Linked DNA regions of Homo sapiens: region 1 is linked to region 2. The links are chromatin loops, found by intact Hi-C in ENCODE. Cell type or tissue: endothelial cell of umbilical vein. All regions are shown on one strand. Each heading gives the region's core, and the rest is flanking DNA. Links, peaks and the distances in the headings are about the cores only.

Region 1 (5,384 bases), core at 57-5,056, 210 kb before region 2:
CATAAGAACCAAAAATCAGATGAGTGATCATAGTACCTGGTTTTAACTTCATATCACGGAAAGAGGTACTGAAGAGGGCAGGAAAGACAGTCTTAAATTGCTAATACCACCCCCCACCCCCTCAGCTCCCAGCAGCAGCCACATAGTGCGGAGAAAGGATCTGTGTGCTTCAGGGAGGGAGAGTACAGGATTTGTGGGACTATGCATTGAAAGTCAGTGCTGTCTTGTCACAGCAGAAAGCAACATTTGGCAGAATTCAGCTGGCACCCACTGAGGGAGCATTTAGAACAGCTCTAGCCAGAGGGGAATTGCCTATCCCAGTGGCTGGAATCTGAGTTCTGGCAAGCCCCACTACTGTAGGCTTAAGGGCTCTGGGGTCCTAAGTAAACTTGTAAGGCAATCTAGGCCAGAAGGACTAAAAGTTTTGGGCAAGTTCTGATGTTGTGCTGGGCTCTGAGCCAGTGGACTTGAGGGACACATGACCTAGTGAGACACCATCTGGAGTGGCCAAGGGAGTGTTTGCTCCAGCCCTCCCATAGCCCCAGGTAGCACAGCTCACAGCTCTGGTACAGATACCTCTCCACTTGAAGAGATGAGAGGGAAGACTAAAGAGGACTTTGCCTTGCAACTTACATACCAGCTCAGCCACAATAGGATAGGGTACTGGAAGAGTCATGAAGCCTCCACTTCAGGACCCAGCTCCTGGATGACATTTCTAGACATACCCTGGGCCAGAAGGGAACCTCCTGCCTTGAAGGGAAGGACCCAGACATGGAAGAATCCATCACCTGCTGACTAAAGAGTTCCTTGAGCACCAAATAACCAGCAGTGATACCCAGGCAGTACTCACCATGGGCCTTAGGTGAGACTCAGAGATGTGCTAGCTTCAGGTGTGACCCAGCGTGTTCCCTGTAGTGGTGGCTACATAGAGGAGACTTCTTCTGCTTGAGGAAAGGAGAGGGAAGAGTGAAGGGGAATTTGTTTTGCAGCTTAGGTACCAGGTTGGCCACAGTGGGGTAGAGCACCAAGCAGTCTCTTGGGGTCCCCTGTTCCAGGACTTGAGTCTTGGATGGCATTTCTGGATCTGCCTTGGGCCAAAGAGAGCCTACTTCCATGAAGAGAGAGCCCCAGGTCTGGCAGCATTCACCATAAGCTGACTAAAGAACCCTTGGACATTGCGTGAACATTGGCTAGCCAGGCAATATTTGCCATGGCCCTGGGGCAGTGATGGCTATTGGCAGAGACTCCTCTCCTCCTTGAAGTGGAGGGAATAGTTGGAAGGCCTTTGTCCAGTGGCTTGGGTGCCAGCTGGGATGCAGTAGAATAGAGCACTAGATAGATTCCTAAGGTTTCTGATTCCAGGCCCTGGCTCCTGGATGGCATTTCTGGATCCATCTGAGATCAGGAGAACTCACTGCCCTGAAGGGAAGGACATAAGCCTGGCTGGCTTTGTCACATGCTAATTGTAGAACCCTAGGACCTTGAATGAACATAGGCAGTAGCCAGGCAGTGGTGACAACCAGTACTGTGCTAGCTTCAAGTCAGACCCAGTCCCAGCCACAGTAATCACCGGGGTGCTTGTGTCATCCCTTACCCAGCTCCAGACAGCTCAGCACAGAGAGAGAGAGAGAGAGAGAGAGAGAGAGGGAGAGAGAGAGACTGACTCAATTTGTTTGGAGACAAGTAATGGAAGATAACAAGATTCTCTGTCTAGTAATTCAGAGAATTATTCTGGAAGTTATTTAAGACCACCAAGGTGGTAACTCTACAAGTCTGCAAGAGCCACAGCATTACTGAGCTTGGTGTACCCTATAATACAGATATGACTGCAGATACCAAAACTTAGATTAAAACACCCAAGTTCCTCTGAATATTTGGAAAATCTTTTTTTCCAAATATTCCAAGAAGAACAGGTACAAAAAGGCCTAACTCTGAAGACTACAATAAATACTTAACTCTTCAATGCCTAGACACTGGCAAACATCCACAAGCATCAAGACCACCCAGGAAAACATGAACTCATCAAATAAACTAAATAAGGTACCAGTTCTGGTACCTTATTTAGGGGATCCAGCTCTGGAGAGACAGAGACAGGTGATGTTTCAGACAGAGAATTCAAAATAACTATATTAAGGAAACACAACAAAATTCAAGATAACACAGAGAAGGAATTTGTAATCATATTAGCTAAATTTAACAAAGAGATTATAATAATTTGGAAGAACCAAGTGAAATTCTGGAGTGGAAAAATGCAATTTCAATACTGAATAGTGCATCAGAGTCCTTTAATAGCAAAATTGATCAAGCAGAAGAAAGAAACAGTGAGCTTGAAGACAGCCTATTTGAAAATACACAGAGGAGACAAAAGAAAAAAAAAACAATGAAGCACATGAACAAGATCTAAAAAAATAGCCTCAAAAGGGCAAATCTAAGAGTTACTGATCTTAGAGTGGAGGTAAGAGAAAGAGATAGGTGTGGAAACTGTATTCAAAGGAATAATAAGATAACTTCTCAAACCTAGAAAATGGTATTGGTATTCAAGTACAAGAGGGTTGTGAAACACCAGGCAGCTTTAACCCAAATAAAACTACTTTGTGACATGTAATAATCAAACTCCCAAAGTTTAAGGATAAAGAAAGTATCCCAAAAGCAGCAAGATAAACAAATAACATACAATGAGCGCCAATATGTCTAGCAGCAGACTTTTCAGTGGAAACCTTACAGGGCAAGAGAGAATGGCATGACATATTTCAAGTGCTGAAGGTGAAGAATGTTCACCCTAGAATAGCATATTCAGTAAAAATATCCTTCTAACATGAAGGATAAATAAAGACTTTCCCAGACAAACAAAAATGGAGGGATCTTATCAACATCAGACGTATCCTCCAAGATAAGCTAAAGGAAGTTCTTCAGTCTGAAAGAAAAGGATGTTAATGAGCAATAAAAAATCATCTGAAGTAAAAACTCACTGGTAATAGTAAACAGAAAAACACAGAATAGTATACATTATAATTGTGGTGTGTAAACTACTCATATTTTGAGTAGAAAGACTAAAAGATGAACCAATGAAGATAATAACTACAACTTTTCAAGATATAGACAGGACCAGACATAAACAGAAACAATAAAAAGTTAAAAAGTGAGAGGATAAGGTTAAAGTGTAGAGTATTTATTAGTTTTCATTTTGCATGTTTGTTTATGTAATCAGTTTTAAGTCATCATCAGTTTAAAATAATGGGTTATAAGATAGTATTGCAAGCCTTATGGTAACCTCAAATCTAAAAACATACAACAGCTACAAAAAAAGCAAGAAATTAAAACACACCGCCAGAGAAAATCACCTTCACTAAAACAAAGATAGGAAGGAAGGAAACAAGATAAGACCACAAAATAACCAGGAAATGCATAGCAAAATGACAGGAGTGAGTCCTTATTTATCAATAATAACATTGAATATAAATGGACTAAACTCTCCAATCAAAAGACACAGAGTGGCTGAATGGATAAAATTAAAAAAAAAAAAAAAAACCGAGCGCAATGATCTGTTCCATACAAGAAACACATTTCCCCTACAAAGACATACAAAGACTAAAAATAAAGGAATGGAAAAAGACATTCCATGCAAATGGAAAATGAAAAAGAGCAGGAGTAGTGATATTTATATCAGACAAAATAGATTTCAAGAAAAAACCCATCAAAGCAAAAAATAAAGTCATTATATAAAGACAAAAGAGTCAATTCACCAAGGGGATTTTATAATTATAAATATATATGTGCTCAACAATGGAGTGCCAAGATATATAAAGCAATTACTGTTAGAGCTAAGAGACAGATACACCCCAATACAATAATAGCTGGCCACTTTCAGCACTGGCCACACCATTGAGATAGAAAATCAACAAAGAAACACTAGAGTTTATGAGCACTATAGACCAAATGGACCTAATAGGTTTTTATAAAACATTTCATCCAATGGCTGAAGAATATATATTCTTCTCTTCGTTGCATGGGTCATTCTCAAGGAGATACCATATGTTGGGCCACAAAATAAGTCTTAAAATTTTAAAAACATTAAAACTATTTCAAGTATATTCTCTGAACACAATGGAATAAAACTACAAATTAATAACAAGAGAAATTTGGGAAATTACATAAACACACTGAAATTAAACAATATGCTCTTGAAACAAATGACAGTGAAACATAACATACCAAAACCAATGGATACAATGAAAGCAGCACTAAGAGGGAAGTTTATAGCTAAAGCACCTACATCAAAAAAGTAGAAAAATGTCAAATAAAAAACTTAATGTTGGATCTTAAAGAACTAGAAAATCAAGAGCAAACTAAACCCAAAATTTGTAAAAGAAAAAAAATAACACGAGATCAGAGCAGAAAATAACTCAAATTGAAATAGAGAAACCAATACAAATGATCAATAAAACAAAAGCTGGATTTTTGGAAAGATAATTAAAACTGACAAACCTTTAGTATACTAAGAAAAAAACAAGAAAAGACCCAAATAAAATCAGGGATAAAAAAGAGACACTAAAACTGTTACTACAGAAATTTTATTAGAGGCTACTATGAAGAACTATATGCCAATAAATTGGAAAACCTAGAAAAAATGGATAAATTCCTATATAAAGCCTATCAGGATTTTACCACAAAAATGTCCAAAATGTGAACAAATAAGAAGTAATTAGATTAAAGCCATAACAAAAAGCCTCTCAGCAAAGAAAAGCTCAGACCTAATGGCTTCACTGCTGAATTTTACTAAATATTTAAAGAAGAACTAACAGCAGTCTTACTCAAACTTCTGATAAATAGAGGAAGAGGGAATACTTCCAAACTAATTCTATGAGGCCAGTATTACCCTGATACCAGAACCAAAGACACATCAAAAAACAAACAAACAAAATAAAACAAAACAGGCCAGGCAGGTGGCTCACACTTTGTAATCCCAGCACTTTGGGAGGCTGAGGAGGGTGGATCACGAGGTCAGGAGATCAAGACCATCCTGGCTAACACGGTGAAACACAGTCTCTACTAAAAAATAGAAAAAATTAGCCAGGCGTGGTGGCGGGCGCCTGTAGTCCCAGCTGCTCGGGAGGCTGAGGCAGGAGAACGGCATGAATCCGGGAGGCGGAGCTTGCAGTGAGCCAAGATTGTGCCACTGCACTCCAGCCTGGGTGACAGAGTGAGACTCTGTCTCAAAAAAAAAAAAAACCAACAAAACAAAACAAAACTACAGGCAAATTTTCCTGATGAACATTGATGCAAAAGTTCTCAAGAAAATGTTAGCAAACTGAATTCAACAACCCATTAGAAAAATCATTTGGCCAGGCATGGTGGCTCATGACTGTAGTCCTAGCATTTTCAGA
Region 2 (5,384 bases), core at 189-5,188:
CCAGGTCTCAGGCAAGTCACTTCTTTTTTTTCCTCTTATCAGTTAATGCATGAAAAGTACTTAGAACTTTGGTATACAATAAACATATAGAAAATGTTAGCTGTTACTGTTATTTGCATAATAGAGCTGTTAACATTTACCTTATACGGTTGCTAAGAATATTAAATACCTTTTAAATAAAACATCTAATAGAGCACTAAGCCATGTTTAATGCAGTGGATAAGCTATGTCAGTATCTATGGATTATTTGGAGATTCAATAGACCTGATTTTGTTTTAGGTTACCCAGGTAATTCTAATACACACAGGTCAGGGAACCACTAACCTAGTTTACTACCAACTGTATTAGGAAGCGTAGCTATTGTTATATTTATCTAGCACCTACCATCTTCCAGGGAGAGTGCTAAGTGCCAAAGAAAAAATTTTTAAAACAATAAGAAGTTGTGTCTGTCCTCAAGAATTTAGGTGAAAATTACATATTAAAAGATGCTTAAAAATAAAACAATAAAATAATTTATGCATTGTATCATCAGACATTAAATTCTATAAAGACTGATAAAAGTTAGAGGGCTTGTGTACACTGGGTGTAGTGGCTCACGCCTGTAATCCCAGCACTTTGGGAGGCAGAGGTGGGCGGATCACCTGAGGTCAGGAGTTCAAGACCAATCTGCCCAACATGGCAAAACCCGAATCTACAAAAAATACAAAAATTAGCCAGGCATGGTTGCGCGTGCCTGTATTCCCAGCTACTCAGGAGGCTGACGCAGGAGAATTGCTTGAACCCAGGAGGCGGAGGTTGCAGTGAGCCGAGATTGCATCATTGTAAATTGGGGTGACTTATCCATTGTCTTATTCCCCCAAAGAGTTGTCATCGAATCCTTTTATGCTTTTAGATGAAGGGTTGGTTTAACTACCTCAAAAAATATCCTTCTACCCCCAAGAATAATAATTTCCTTACCTTAAATTCATTCCAATTTAAGATATATTTATTTTCATCTTATATATTAATAATGAAAAACATACATCCAAGGAAGCCCAATTACTTAAAAAGGATTGCAATTTCCATTTATAACTCAGAAATTTTTTAGCATTTCATATTTATTATGAGCATTTATAACATATTATTGATGTATAGTGTTATTCTAAAAAGAAAACTATATATTTGATTCATGGTCTTCCTTGACTTGATAATGAAAGAGAAGCTTTAAGTACTTATAAATAAAGAATTTTAAACTTAGAACTTACTTGAGGCAGGGAAGGAGGGAGGAATTCCTACCTCTCCAGTCAGAGGAACTGAATCAATACTACCTAAAAATGAAGTGGCAGATGACCCTTATGGAGTGGTGCCACTTTTTGTAATGATGAACTCTAGTAAGTAACCATGAGAGTGAGTGGTAGAGAAGTGATGGGGAAAGGAATAGTTAGGCGTGAGCTCACAAACTGAAAAAACATGTTTTGAATGGAATGCTAGCTAAAGTCACCAAAATGAAAGTAAGCATAGTAGGTTGGAATAAAAGCCTCTGTTCCTACTTTTGCATGGAAACCAGCACCTTTACAGCCATTTCACCGTTTCCTTTTGTTTTAGTTTTGCCCCAATATTTTCCGCATCCATAAGGTATTGAAAATTTAAACTGCACTATTTCTGAAGGAACCGCCTCTGGTTCTCTGACAAATTCTGACTAGCCAGAAATGTGATAGAATAGTAGAGTAATGCTGATGTTGTCTGAGTTTTCAAAAAAGAAGAATCTAATGGATTCTGAAAACTCCTGCTCAGTGAAATTGATGTTGATCTCTGGGGAAAAATATAGAGTACATGTGTTATTAGAAAGCTTATCAGTTCTTGGACTTTCACTTTGCTTTGGCAGCTTAAATGACTAATTACGGTAGCACCACAGCCAATTCAATGACATTTTTACTCCCAAATAGAAATCTGTTTAATTAGGTGCCTTAACACTAATTGTATCTATTTTTAAAATGTCCCTTAATCTTGCTGGATTTGGATATCTAGGTAATTGTTGTTTCAAGATATTCTTGAATCATGCAGGGTATTAGGCAATGACTCATTAATAAGATTGTCTATATCTTAGAGAAGTCAGTCATTGGGGTTTATTGGCCTGAAATTGTAGGGTAATAAAAAAGTGAGTAATTGGCTAAATATGATGATTCATTGATTCCCTTTAAAATGCTATCTTAATAATATCTAAATCTCATATCTCGTATGGCTGTGAGGCACTAGAGAGTGAAATCCTGGTAAGTGGCCCATTTGAAGACATGGAAGCGTGCCAATTCCCTGAATATCTTTAGCTTTTTTATGTCCAGATGGGATTAGTGATAACTACTTAAAGGAAGACCATTCTAAAAATGATAATCCTGCTGTGATATTAAAAGACAGAAGGTTTGAGAAAAATGATGACTTGGGGTATATGATAGAAAAGTTGATACCAAAAGTTGCCTACCAAAGGAATACCTAGCATTGATCTCTCAGGTTCCAAACAGCTTACAGAAGGTCTGCGTCTTGGCAAGAATTTAGCTAAGAAAAATTACTGAGCATGATACCCTAAACAGAAAAGCTTGTCATTTTATAGTTGTAGATACTTATCTGTCTTGAGAATTCTTATGGTAATTTATGGACTCCAAGGTTTCCTGGAGATAATGAGATAATGGTTTCAAATCATTCATGAGATAAAAATTTAAGCAGACATATTCCAATCTCAAAAGTTAAGATAAGGGGATTCTAGGAAGTTGGGGCAGTGGAAGAAGCATAGTTTTAAATTAAGAACTTCCCAATCCCCATTGACAAAGCAACTAGATAACAAAGCTAAGAATATGCGAATTTTTTTTAAAAATAGCATTCCATCTAAACCCAGTGTGCAAGTTTGTGACCAAAATTTATCAATAACTTCTAGAAATTCAGTGTTAGCATCTCTGAGGGAAGAAACAGAGAGAAAAAAAAAATGGAGTAACTGAAAAATTGAGTGACCTAAGAACAAAGAATCTCAAACTCAGGTACTCATCAAAAAGCATGGAATGCCAATTTGAGAATAATGTCTAAAGCTAAAAAGGATTTTGACCACTGAGAATAGAGAAACATAAGGGGCTCATAGTAAAGTCTAAAGAAATTTGAGTAGTCTCACCTCTGTGAACTCTTGACATTGAGCAGGGAGGGCTCCCTTCAAAGAAATGGCTCAACATTGAAGAGAAGTTGCTGTGGGTTGAATCGAAATTTAACAAGATGGAGAGAAAGGAAAGAGAAAAGAAAGGTAAGAATCTAGAGAGAAACAGAGCTAGAAAACTTCAGAAAGCAAACCACCATATTTTTGCACACTACATTAAAACAGAAAAGGGAATTCTATTAAATTATAAAAGCTATTACATCTCCTAAAAATCCAGGAAAACTAACTAAAAATACAATTGTCTAATAGAAAGTATTTAAACCAAGTCCCATAAAAAACTACTATAGGAAAAAAGGGAATAAAAAGCAAAATAATATTCCCATAGATAGTGAAAGCATACCAAATAGGCATAACATAAAATACATTAAAACTGTTACCTCGTACTTCAAAGCAAACTAAAAGCTATTATTAAAATGATATGACTTTTAGAACAATATACGCCTGAATTTTAAAATACCCAGAAATGGCCAGGCGCGGTGGCTCACGCCTGTAATCCTGGCACTTTGGGAGGCCGAGGCAGGTGGATCACGAGGTCAGGAGATCGAGACCATCCTGGCTGACATGGTGAAATGCCGTCTCTACTAAAAATACAAAAAATTACCAGGGCGTGGTGGCGGGCGCCTGTAGTCCCAGCTACTGGGTAGGCTGAGGCAGGAGAATGGAGTGAACCCGGCAGGCGGAGCTTGCAGTGAGCCGAGATCGTGCCACTGCACTCCAGCCTGGGTGACAGAGCAAGACTCTGTCTCAAAAAATAAAAATAAAATAAAATAAAATAAATAAAATAAAATACCTCAAAATTCATAATTAATAATTAAGAATAAAATAAAATGAAAAATCATTTTAGAAATTAAGACTGGACTAAAAATACACAGTAATTAATAAGCACACCAAATAAGAATGGAAATAGAGTATAAAAGGAAGAATATTTATAAAGAAAGAAAAAATAAATAAAAAAATCAAGAGAAAGTAATCAATATTAAAGACAGACAAGGGAAATCCAACATACAAATAATAGACAAACTTAAAGTAAACACCGAAGCAACAGAAAAGAATAAATACTAAAAGTTAAAATTCAAAAAAACTTTCCTGAATTAAATATAAAAGACCTGTAACTACAATTAGAAAGATCATACTGTGTACCTAAAAACACGAGCCTACAGCAACCAACAGCAAAACAAATTTTACTATGGGCTTTAAAGACAAAAATAAGATTATTATTAGGCTTTTAGAAAACAACAATCTCTACCAGAACACAACAGGTTCATTTATTTTCAATTTCAAGGAAAAATTTTATACCTTGCAAAACTCACTTTTGAGTATACGTGGCATACCTGTGGTCAACATGCAAGAATTAGGGTATATTGTTGCTATATTGCCTCTCTGAGGAGTTAAACAAATTTCAGACAATCAATGTGAATGAAATAAACTGATGGTGAGCATCAATTATATACTTACAGAATAAATACTATAGTAGATAAAAAATAGAGCATAGTATGTAATGGTTATATCTTCTTACAATGCAAATATTATGCAACACACAAAAAAAGGAGGAAAATGAGAAGAGTCAAAAAAGCTTCTATATTCCAATCCCTTTTATCCTGCTCTACTTTTTCTTTTTTTTTTCTGTAGCGGGTATCAATTTCTAACACTCATGTATATTATGTATTTAGTATGTGTATTATTTATTGTTTGACTCAACTAGAATGTGAGATTCAGGAGCACAAGAATCTTTCTCTATAACACAGTAATGTAGCCCAAACATCTAGAACACATAGATGTCACTCAAAATGTGACTGATGGATAAATAGTTGAATTCCATTAACCATTAATAATGACAACATAATCTATTTAAACAGTTTGGGATATCTTATCTAACATAAACACTACTTGCTCATACAGTAAAGAAATACATTTCCAAACTCATTTGAAAGGTGTTGAAAATACTTTCACTGGACTTAATTGTACACACTTTCTTCTAAGTCCAGAGAGAACCAGGCTGTGTAGGTGCTTCTTCAGTGCCATTAGAATATAATGAAAAGAATATTCAAGTGAGTAAAATGAACTCTTAGATTTTAGATTATTATTTTTAGAGGTCAAAAACAGTGTAAATTAATTATAAATACTCTGGTAGAACAGTGAGAATAAATATGTTAATACTTCTCTAGTCTGTTTTTCTTTATTAAAATTTTTTATTTTATTTTAGATTTGGGGG

What was found. Hi-C counts contacts between places; a loop is a spot of excess contacts. Peaks named below come from ENCODE experiments on the same cell type or tissue, not always from the same donor. Only the 100,000 strongest peaks of a DNase experiment are listed, where the experiment ranks them.
Region 1: a loop joins it to region 2, with 5 times the contacts of the local background. A loop is called at or near these places in 1 of 110 quality-filtered maps.

Annotation. Positions count from the first base shown.
Region 1 is chr10:90,521,875-90,527,258 of GRCh38, reverse strand. The region is part of intron 2 of LINC02653 (long intergenic non-protein coding RNA 2653); the gene reads left to right. Among named protein-coding and RNA genes, the nearest start is that of LINC02653, 16 kb to the left of the region's middle. In endothelial cell of umbilical vein, for the core only: no CTCF peak of the experiment used is centred there; no DNase peak of the experiment used is centred there.
Region 2 is chr10:90,310,887-90,316,270 of GRCh38, reverse strand. No RefSeq gene overlaps it. Among named protein-coding and RNA genes, the nearest start is that of LINC02653, 230 kb to the left of the region's middle. In endothelial cell of umbilical vein, for the core only: no CTCF peak of the experiment used is centred there; a DNase peak (open chromatin) is centred at 2,200.